2 separate regions of the Homo sapiens genome follow, and region 2 is linked to region 1. A link is an interaction called in ENCODE POLR2A ChIA-PET data of the cell type or tissue named here. Cell type or tissue: CD4-positive, alpha-beta T cell. All regions are shown on one strand. Each heading gives the region's core, and the rest is flanking DNA. Links, peaks and the distances in the headings are about the cores only.

Evidence for each region. Peaks named below come from ENCODE experiments on the same cell type or tissue, not always from the same donor. Only the 100,000 strongest peaks of a DNase experiment are listed, where the experiment ranks them.
Region 2: POLR2A ChIA-PET joins it to region 1 with 8 read pairs; 3 of 35 experiments call an interaction of 5 or more read pairs at or near these places.

Annotation. Positions count from the first base shown.
Region 1 is chr11:6,665,433-6,670,921 of GRCh38, reverse strand. No RefSeq gene overlaps it. Among named protein-coding and RNA genes, the nearest start is that of DCHS1, 12 kb to the right of the region's middle. RefSeq lists an enhancer at 2,806-2,855. In CD4-positive, alpha-beta T cell, for the core only: a CTCF peak has its summit at 2,882; DNase peaks (open chromatin) are centred at 311 and 3,001; H3K27ac peaks cover 312 bases.
Region 2 is chr11:6,735,847-6,741,076 of GRCh38, reverse strand. No RefSeq gene overlaps it. Among named protein-coding and RNA genes, the nearest start is that of OR2AG2, 34 kb to the left of the region's middle. RefSeq lists enhancers at 4,051-4,230, 4,481-4,570. In CD4-positive, alpha-beta T cell, for the core only: CTCF peaks have their summits at 2,810 and 3,011 (motif pointing left); DNase peaks (open chromatin) are centred at 3,006 and 4,146; H3K27ac peaks cover 2,760 bases.

The sequences.
Region 1 (5,489 bases), core at 190-5,189:
GCCTCCTGAGTAGCTGGAACTACAGGCATGCACCAGCACACCTGGCTAATTTGTGTGTGTTTGTGTGTGTGTGTGTGTGTGTGTGTTTAGTAGAGACAGGGTTTTGCCACGTTGGACAGGCTGGTCTCAAACTCCTGACCTCAGATGATCCACCTACCTCGGCCTCCCAAAGTGCTGAGATTACAGGCATGAGCCACCCCGCCGAGCCTTTCTCCACTTTTCTTAAACCCTCTACTTCACCTTCACCTCTGTCAGCACTTAACCTCACTGCCTATTCTGCAAAAAAGAAAAAGGAGTCTGTAGGCAAAGTTCTCTCAATTTCCTGTCCTCGTGATCCTTATCTGTACCCACAAACTAGGCAATTAGTTGAAAGAGTATTTACTGAAGACAATTCACCCAATGACCAAGCTACCCAAAGTCCAATTCGCCAAATTTTCCAAATTTACCAACTTAGAAAAATCTGCTTTTGGACACCAATATCTAATTTAGTGAAATTATCCATTCAAAAATTTGTTTATATCAGCAATTTATAAAGTTTATGGCAATTGTGTTGCATGGAAAAGTTTAACAGCTTTATGGATTCTATTATTTAAGATTTGCAACTGATTTCAGTTTGACTTAGTTTAGTTTTAGTTTTACCAGTTTCTTCATTAGACTCATTGCACAGTGGATTTCAGTCAAACTCCACTGAATGTCAGTTTTGTGTGTGATACACATTTCAGACATTTATGATTCAAATGCCTAAAACAAATAGATAATGCTCATTTGATCAAGATGATAAAAGTCTCTGAATTTACAGTGTTGAAATGAGCACTTTCCAATTCACTCTATGAGGCAGGTTAATTACCCTGATACTAAAACCAAAGATGTAACAGGAAAACAAAAATACAGATCAATATCTCATGTGAATATGCAAAATTCCTCAACAAAATACCAGTAAACTGAATCTAACAGCATATAAAAAGAGTTACCACCATGTCAAATGGGGTTTATCCCAGAAATGCAACATTGGTTTTCCATCCTAAAATCAATTAATATAATACACCATATCATATCAAGAGAATAAGAAATGAAACCACATAATCATCTCAGTATACACAGAAAAGGCATTTGACAAAATTGGACACCTTTTCATCATAAAACACCCAGTAAACTAGGAAAAAAGGGAATTTTTTCAACCTGATGAAAGGCATGGATGAAAAACTGTACCTAACATTATACTTAATATTAGAAGACTGGATGATTTCCCTCTAAAATCAAGAATAACACAGGGAGGTCCACTCTTGCCTCAACATTGTACTAGAGGTTCCACAAGAGCCACTGGAAAAGAAAAATAAATAAAAGACTTTTATATTGGAAAGGAAGAAGTAAAACTATCTACTTGCAGGTGACAAGGTCTTGTATATAAAAAATCCTAAGGAATTTACAAAAAAAAAAAACCTATGAAAACTAATAAATAAGTTCAGCAAGGCTACAGGATACAAGATGGGAATACGAAAATCAACTGTATGCAAAATTCAATTGTATTTCTGCACAGTAACAAGAAACAACTCAAAAAGGAAATTAACAATTCTATTTACAATAACATCAAATAGAATTAAATGCTCAGGAATAAACTTAAGAAAAGGACAAGATTTATACACTGAAAGCTACAAAACATTGTTGAGAGAAATGTTAAAATGCCTAAATAAATAGAAAGACATTATATGTTCAGGGATTAGAAAATATCACATTATTAAGATGCCAAACTGATTTACAGATTCAACACAATCCCTATCAAAATCACAGCTATCTTTTTGTAGAAATTGCTAAACCAATCCTTAAATTCATATGGAAATTCAAGGGACTCAGAATAGCCAAAATAATCTTGAAAAAGAACAAAGCTGGAGGATTCACACTTCCAGATTTTAAAACTTACTACAACATAATCAAGACTGCGTGGTACCAGCATCTACAGATCAGTGGAATAGATTTGAGAGTCCAGAAGTAAAACATTACTTTTATGTTCAATTCATTTTTGACAAAAATGATAAGAAAATTAAATAAAAGAGAAGTCTTTTCAACAAATGATGCTGGGACAACTAGATATCCACATGCAAAAGAATAAAATTGGACTCACATCATATACCAAAACTAACTAAAATGGATCATTTACCTAAAGTAGGAGCTGAAGCTATTAAAACTCTTAGAAGAAAACACAGCAGTAAATCTTCTTGACCTTGGACAATGATTTCTTAGATATGACACCCAAATCACAAGCAACAAAAGGAAAATCAAATAAATCTAACTTCATTAAAATTAAAAACGTTTGTGCTTCAAAGCACACTGTCAAGGAAATGAAAATTCACAAAATGGGAGAAAATATATGCAAATCACATATCTGATAAGGAACTTGTATCTAGGTATATAATTCTTGTATCTAAAGAATCCTTATGGCCTGGCGCAGTGGCTCATGCCTGTAATCCTAGCACTTTGGGAGGCCAAGATGTGTGGATCACTTGAGGTTAGGAGTTCAAAACCAGCCTGGCCAACATGATGAAACACTGTCTCTACTAAAAATACAAAAAAATTAGCTGTGCATGGTGGCTGGTGCCTGTAATCTCAGCTTCTTGGGAGTCTGAGGCAGGAGAATCTGTTGAACCCGGAAGGCAGAGGTTGCAGTGAGCCAAGATCACACCACTGCACTCCAACATGGGTGACAGAGTGAAACTCCATCTCAAAAAAAAAAAAGAAAAAAGAATCCTTACAACAACTCAGCAAGAAAGAAAAAATTTAATGGGCAAAGGATTTAAATAGAGATTTTTTCCCAAAGAAGTTATACAGCCAGTTTTTTGCTTTAACAAGAACTGGAAGCCCCACCAGGTTCTCGCTGTAAAGACTGGAGAAAATTTCCTCATGCATCCAGCAGGGGGACAGAAAAAGTAACAAATTTGAAATATACCCAGAGCTCTCTGTTCTCCTTAACAAGGCCTGCCCTCAGGGAAAACTGTTTACCACAGCCTAACCAACTTGAGTTTTACCAAAGCCTAACCAACATGGGGCAAGGGAAATACCCAGCCTCAGCCCCCTCCAGCCTTCCTGTCTCTCTACGGTGGAGTAGGGGGAAGCTGAGAAGCACTTGCCAAGGTCATAGCCCAAGGACATGGGCTCATTAAAAGACTGAGACATAATTATAAGACTATATAATGCTTCCCTTATCCACCCCAACCTTCTCACTGCATCAGTGGGCTCCTGAATAATAATAACAAGGGGTTACAGCTAAAAGAACTGCAAGCCTCAGCCCCTATTTAAGAAGGAGTCTCTAGGAAAACCCAAAGGCAAAAGGGAAGACAAAAATAAGGACACTAGGTGTTAGCTTCTGACACCACGGCTACAAGAAGTAGTAAACGCAGCCTGACTCCTAGCCAGATAAACATAAAATCTCACATTAAAGGCCTATCTACCTCAGTTCCTTTTACCTGATACATAATATCCAGTTTCAAAAAAAAAAAAAAATTACAAGACAGGCTAAAAGGCAAAAAAAAAAAAAAAATCTGAAAATACAAAGCAAGCATCAGAATCAGACTTATATGCCATAGATTTTGGAATTATCAGGCTGGAAATTTAAAATGAGTATGATTATATGCTAAGGGCTCTAGTGGGAAAACTGGATAGCATACAAGAACAGATGGATAATGGAAGCAGAGTAAAGGAAACTCTAAGAGACGATCAAAAGGAAATGTTAGAAATTTAAAACAGTGTAATAGAAATAAATAATGTATGTGATGGACTCATCAGTAGACTGGACATGGCTGAGGGAAGAATCAGTGAGCTAGAAGATATATCAATAGAAATTTTCCAAACTGAAAAGCAAAGAGAAAAAGGAATGGGGAAAAAAATGAAACAGACTATCCAAGAACTGTGGGACAATAACAAAAGGTGTAACATATGTGTAATGGGAATATCAGAAAAAAATAAAGAAAAGAAAGAAAGAAAGAGAGAGAGAAAAAAAAGAAAGAAAGAGAGAAAAAGAAAGAAGAGGAAAGAAAAGAAAGAAAGAAAAAAGGAAGGAAGGAAGAAAGAAAGAAAGAAAGAGGGAGGGAGGAAAGAAGGAAGGAAAGAAAGAGAGAAAGAGAGGAAGAAAGAAGGAAAGAAGAAGGAAGAAGAGGAGGAGGAGAAGAAGGAGGAGGAGGAGGGAAAGAAAGGAAGGAAGGAAGGAGAGAAAGCGAGGGAGAGAAGGAGGGAGGAAGGGAGGGAGGAAGGAAGGAAGAGAGAGAGAGAAGGAAGGGAAGGAAGGAAGGAGAAAAGGAAAGAGAGAAAGCAAGCAAGCAAATAAATATGTAAAGTAATAATGACTCAGAATTTTCTGAAATTAATGACAGACAGCAAGCCACAGACCCAGAAAGCCCAAAGAACAACAAGCACAATAAATACTGAAAAAATCTATGCCTAGGTGTATCATATTGAAACTACAAAGAGAAAATCTTGAAAGAAACCACAGAAGAAGATATACATATAGTCAATAAGCATATAAAAAAGATGCTCTGCTGGGCGTGGTGGCTCACACCTGTCATCCCAGCACTTTGGGAGGCCAAGGCAGGTAGATAACTTGAAGTCAGGAGTTCGAGACCAGCCTGGCCGACATAGTGAAGCCCCGTCTCTACTAAAAATACAAAAAATTTAGCTGGGCGTGGTGGTGCATGCCTGTAATCCTGGCTACATAGGAGGCAGGGTGGGAGGATTGCTTGAACCTGGGAAGCAGAGGTTGCAGTGAGCTGAGATTGCACCACTGCACTCCAGCTTGGGTGACAGAGTAAGATTTTGTCTCAAAAAAAAAAAAAAAAAAAAAAAAAAAAGATGCTCAACATCATTAGTTATTAGGGAAATGGGAATCAAAACCACAACAATATACCACTTTATACCCAGCTGGATAACAACAAAATGACGAACAGTAAATGAGGGTTCCAGTTTCTCCGTATCCTTGTCAACAAGTGTTTGACACTTGTTTGACCAGTAAACGAACCCTCATTTACTGGTGGTGGAAGTGTAAAATAGTGCAGCTGCTTTAGCAACAGTTTGGCAAATTTTCTCAAATATTTTCTAAAAATGTTAAACATAGAGTTATAATCATACCAGCAATTCCACTCCTAGGTATCTACCCAAGAAGAGAAAACATGTGTCCACACAAAAATGTATATACAAGTGTTCATAGCAGCATTACTTATAATAGCCCCAAAGTGGAAACAACCCAAATGACCATCAACTGATGAAAAGAAAAACAAGATGTGTTATATGCATACAAGGGAATATCTTCAGCCATATCTTAAGTCAAGAAATGAAGTACTGATACATGCAATGACATGGATGAATACTGAAAACATGCCAAGTGAAAGAAGCCAGATGCAAAAGGCCACATGTTGTATGATTCAATTTATATGAAATGTCCAGAATAAGCAAATTCATAGAGTCAGAAAGTAGATTATTGGTTGCCAGGAGCTGAGGGGACAGCA
Region 2 (5,230 bases), core at 227-5,226, 70 kb before region 1:
TTTTTCCATTTCTTTATCCTTTGAGGTTAAATTCTGAAACAACCCTCAGTTGAACATTCTAGCATAGCAATAGAGTCTTCAGGTGTGTTCATGCAAACATTCAGCCAGAAAGAATACTTTAGTTGGAAACCAGGATGCAAAAACTCTCAAATGAGTTGTTTCTATATCCAGACCATCCAAAATGGCAAAATTAATATTTTACACTCCCACATTTTCTCCACTGAAAGTGTCTCCTTAGGATAGTGTTTTTTCTTTTTTTCTTTTCTTTTCTTTTCTTTTTTTTTTTTTGGAGACAGAGTCTCACTCTGTCGCCCAGGCTAGAGTGCCATGGTGTGATCTCTGCTCACTGCAACCTCCGCCTCCTGGGTTCAAGTGATTCTCCTGCCTCAGCCTCCCAAGTTGCTGGGATTACAGGTGCCCGCCACCACACCCAGCTAATTTTTGTATTTTTAGTAGAGACAGAGTTTCACCATGTTGGCCAGGCTGGTCTCGAACTCCAGACCTCGGGTGATCCACCCGCCTCCGTCTCCCAAAGTGCTGGGATTACAGACATGAGCCACCATGCCCGGCCAGGATAGTGTTTTTACAAAATGGGATTGAATACTTAACATTTGGAAGCATGTATTAAATGAACTTTGGAGTGTTTTAGAAAATGATAGTTTCTGAACAATAACTAGGCTTCACATGTCAGAACTTCTGTGAGTGGGACTGGGAATTTTTTTTAATGTCCCCAGATGATAATTTTAAATAAAGATTGAGAACTGATTTGAAATATTAACTCATACTTCTTACTCTAAATTAGCTTAAAACCAAGCTTGTTTGATGCGCCAATATGTCAGGTAAATCAGGCATAGAAGTGAAGACATTAAAAGCCTTCACACCTCCACTAGTTTTTTGCAGCATTTTCCTTTCCTTGAATGAATTCCTGCCTTCTCTGAATCTATATCCACAATAGACCAAAGTTGTATTATTGGATAGGAGGAAAAATTATTGTCCAAATTATTGTCTAAATTTTTCCAGCATCCAAAAGTATGGGTAAATAATCTACCTCTAGCACACAAGTCCTTCTTTGTGGGTAACAGTAGAGTTGACAACAACTAAGGGACATTTTCCTCCTCCTCTTCCATCTTCCCATCACTCGCATACCCACTTCTTTCTCATTTGCATGACCCTAGCACCTGCTCTGGGGCATACAAGGCTACAAAGAAGGACTTGTTACCTTTGGAGACTATCAGAACAGGTTCCTAATACAAAAGTCTCAGATGTACACACCATTTTATAGGTGTATATTTTAGACAGTAAGTCTGTGAAATGAGAAAACATGGTCTTGAAAAAGATGTAATCCTGTTACTTGTTATTACATCCTTCCTGTAACCAAAAAAGTTCACTTTTTATGTAACTGCAAAGGATTTCCTCCCAGATACTCTGGCCAAAGGAATGGATTCCTTCTTCATTTCCTAACTATAAAGATAATTACCTTCTGAAAAAAAAATACTAAAGTTTGTTCTGACACTACCTACACCTAGTCAATGCTTTTGCATTAATCCTCAGTAAAGATCAATTTAGTAAGCTTCATAACTACCAGGGACTCAGTCTTTGGTGAGAACTAAATACGTGAATTAATTTCCACATTGCTCTAGAGAAAGGTATCTTTCTCTAGAGTTTTACTTGTTCCTTAACTAATTTGGTTGAAAGATATATTTCTCTAGAGCAATGTGGAACTTAATTCATATATTTAGATATCAATTATATTTAGTTCAAAGTTGAAATCTTTTTCTGTTTTGCCTGATGATCAAAAGTGGTATCCTGACTGGGCGCGGTGGCTCACGCCTGTAATCTCAGCACTTTGGGAGGCCAAGGTGGGTGGGCCACCTGAGGTCAGACATTCAAGACCAGCCTGGCCAACATGGTGAAACCCCATCTCTACTAAAAATATAAAAAATTAGCTGGGCATGGTGGTGCATGCCTGTAGTTCCAGCTACTTGAGAGGCTGAGGCAGGAGAATCGCTTGAACCCAAGAGACAGAGGTTGCAGTGAGCCAAGATTGTGCCATTGCACTCCAGCCTGGGTGACAAGAGTGAAACTCCATCTAAAAACAAAACAAAACAAAAAAAAGTGGTGTCCTTTAGGATACAAACTGATGTTCCCAAATTACTAATGGATCATATTTTTCATTGGGTACATATCAAAAGGCTGCCAGCTCCCATCAGGGAAAGTCATCTTGAAAACTCTCTTCTGACCCATTTCCACAGTGCCCCACAGAGCTTACTCATGTGGAGTGCAGAGTGAGGAGAGTCTGATGGTGTGGTGGGACCTACATTGACTCCCCACCTCCTAGAGCCACACAATGTTTGTCCAAATATGCACCGGGTTGTACAGTAGAGACAATTATCATTGAAAATTCTTCCCACCTCCCTACATGTCCTGGTCTATTCTCTTGAAATGACAGCTCTGAGAATTCTAGCTTAATAGAAGCCTTAGAAGGAAAAAGCAACTGCAGTTTGTATCCTATTTTTTGGTTCCCTCCTAACCCACTTGGTGGTCAACGGCTATAGGATTTCAAAGGCTAGAGAGACCTCCCTAGGTCACAACCTTCATCTCCTTGAGGAAAGAATGTCCCTTCTTGGAGAAAAGAACAAAACCAAACCAAACCCAGGACTTGCCAAAAACATTAGCAGAAAAGAGACACAGCATCTCCTGTTACCTTCAGTCTACACCAAAATAATGATAGTCTCCACATTAAAGCAATTCCCATGCCCAATATTTCTTATTAACTCATAGTAGAAGTACCAGGAGATGGGAAGATTCTTCTGAAAGTTACCCAATAGAATCAGATTCCCTGGCTGCAGCTGTGGTATGTAACTTCAAGTTACAGTACAAAGGAAAAAGGCTTGGCCTTAATTCAGGCCCTCTGTCTTGATCATTACTTTGTTTTTCAATGTCACCTTCCATATCTTCATCATAACTTGACACAGTAATACAAAAGACTGTATTAATGCTCCCTCTAGTGGCTGGTCCGCCATTCTACTTTAAATCTTTGTGGTCACCTGGAGATTGGAGAGAGACCTATCTGAGGAGCTTCTCTCTTTCCTGTGTTTCCGTCCCCAGTCCTGCAGGTTTCTCTGGTGCTTGGGCCTTGTTCATCCTATTCAAGCAGCCCTTCTTTTCCTAACTTTTTTTCTGCTATACCTGCTAGCTTCCTAGTTACTTCAGTTCCTTGACTAATCCTTTTTTTTTTTTTTTGAGACTGAGTCTCGCTCTGTTGCCCAGGCTGGTGTGCAGTGGCGCAATCTCAGCTTACTGCAACCTCCCCGCCTTGGGTTCAAGCAATTCTCATGTCTCAGCCTCCCGAGTAGCTGAGATTACAGATGCCCGCCATCACCCCCGGCTAATTTTTTGTATTTTTAGTAGAGATGGTGTTTCACCATGTTGGCCAGGCTGGTTTCGAACTGCTGGCCTCAAGTGATCCTCCCACCTCAGCCTCCCAATGTCCTGGGATTACAGGCATGAGCCACCGTGCCCAGCAAACTTTGGCCAATCTTAACCAGAAATCATCCCAACAATTTTGCCTTCATCAGACAGAAAGAGATGAAAGCACCAAATGAATTCCATGTCCTGAATAGCCCAGCTACAATTGCTAAGCCTCCTAATCTCCAATTTCTTTCTGCCCACTCTCTGTTCCTCTTTGTGTTTTAACTTGTCACAGTGAAAAATTCCTGAAACCCAATATGAACATACATTCCATATAAATTCTCTGGGTTAGCTCTTCTAGGTCCTCAGTCATGGCTCCTCTCTATATATTTTCATTAACTCTAAGAAATTCTGTAATCTCTAGGAGAATGAGATGTTCTCTTGGCTTGACAGTGGTAACCTCATTTAGGTCCTCCTTCCCTTCCATGAGAATTTACATGTTTGAGCCCCACATCCCACTGGGATGGACACTGTAGTTTCAGCAGGGATTTTCAAAAAATTAAACGACTGAAGTAGTTAACATTTATTGAGCCCCTACTTCAGATCAAACACTGGGATAAGCACTTTTTTTGTTTTGTTAGTTGGCAGACAGATAAGGCAGGCTCCATGATTTGTGCCTTATATAATGTCTCCTCTTCTTTTGAGTAATATGGCAGAGGTGAAGGGGTTTTTCAGAGGCAATTAAAGTCCCAAACTGACTTTGAGTTAACCACAAGGAAGACTATCTTGAATAGGCCTGACTTAATTAGGTAAAGCCCTTAAAAAAGAGACTGAGTCCTTCCTTAGGGCAGATACTTCTCTCTCCAGTTGCCTTGAAAGGTAAGCCATCGTGTTGTGAGAGGAGCTATGGAGATGGCTATGTGGTAAGGAACTGTAGGCAGCCTCCAGGAGCTGAGAGCAGCCCTGGATGACAGCCAACAAAAAAATGGGAACCTCAGTCCAACAACCACAACGAATTGAATTCTGCCAACACATAAGCCTGGAAGCAGTTTTTCTCCAGCCAAGCCTCTGCATGAGAATACAGCTCAGTTAACACCTGGATTGCAGCCTTGTGAGACCCCAAGCAGAGGACCCAGCTAAGTCATGCCAGAGCTTCTGACAGGAACTATGATAGAGATGTATTGTTTTAAGATACTAAGTTTGTGGTAATTTGTTACACAGCAATATAAAAATAATAGAGATTTCTAGTTTCTAGAAGTTGAGTGGTGCTATAACAAAAACCTAAAAAACATGGAAACAGCTTTGGAATTGGGAAGTGGGAGCAGGCTAGAATAATTTTGAGGAACATGATAGAAAAAGTCTAAATTGCCCTGGATGGACTATTAGTAGAGATCTAGAATTTAAGGATACTGCAGTGAAGGCTCAGAAGAAAGTAAAGAACATGCTATTGGAGTCAGGAGGAAAAGGATCCTTCTTATATAGTGGCAGAATGACCTAGCAAAATTATTTCCTGGAGTTACATACAAATCAGAACCTGTAAGTAACAAATTTGGTTATAGTTAAAGAGACTTCCAGGCAAAGTGTTGAAGATTTCTCCTGATTTCTTCTTTCAGCTTGTAATAAAATGTGAGAGGTGAAAGATAAATTTGAGAAAAGAATTATTAGATAAAAAGAAACCAGGACTCCATAATTTTGAAATTCTCAGCCTCTCCAAAAGGCAAAACACACTACAATTGAGAGACTCCATCATGAATCTCTGCTGGGTATGACTGTATAATCCTTTGCTGAAAAATCAGAAATATAAAAAGTTTAGATTAAT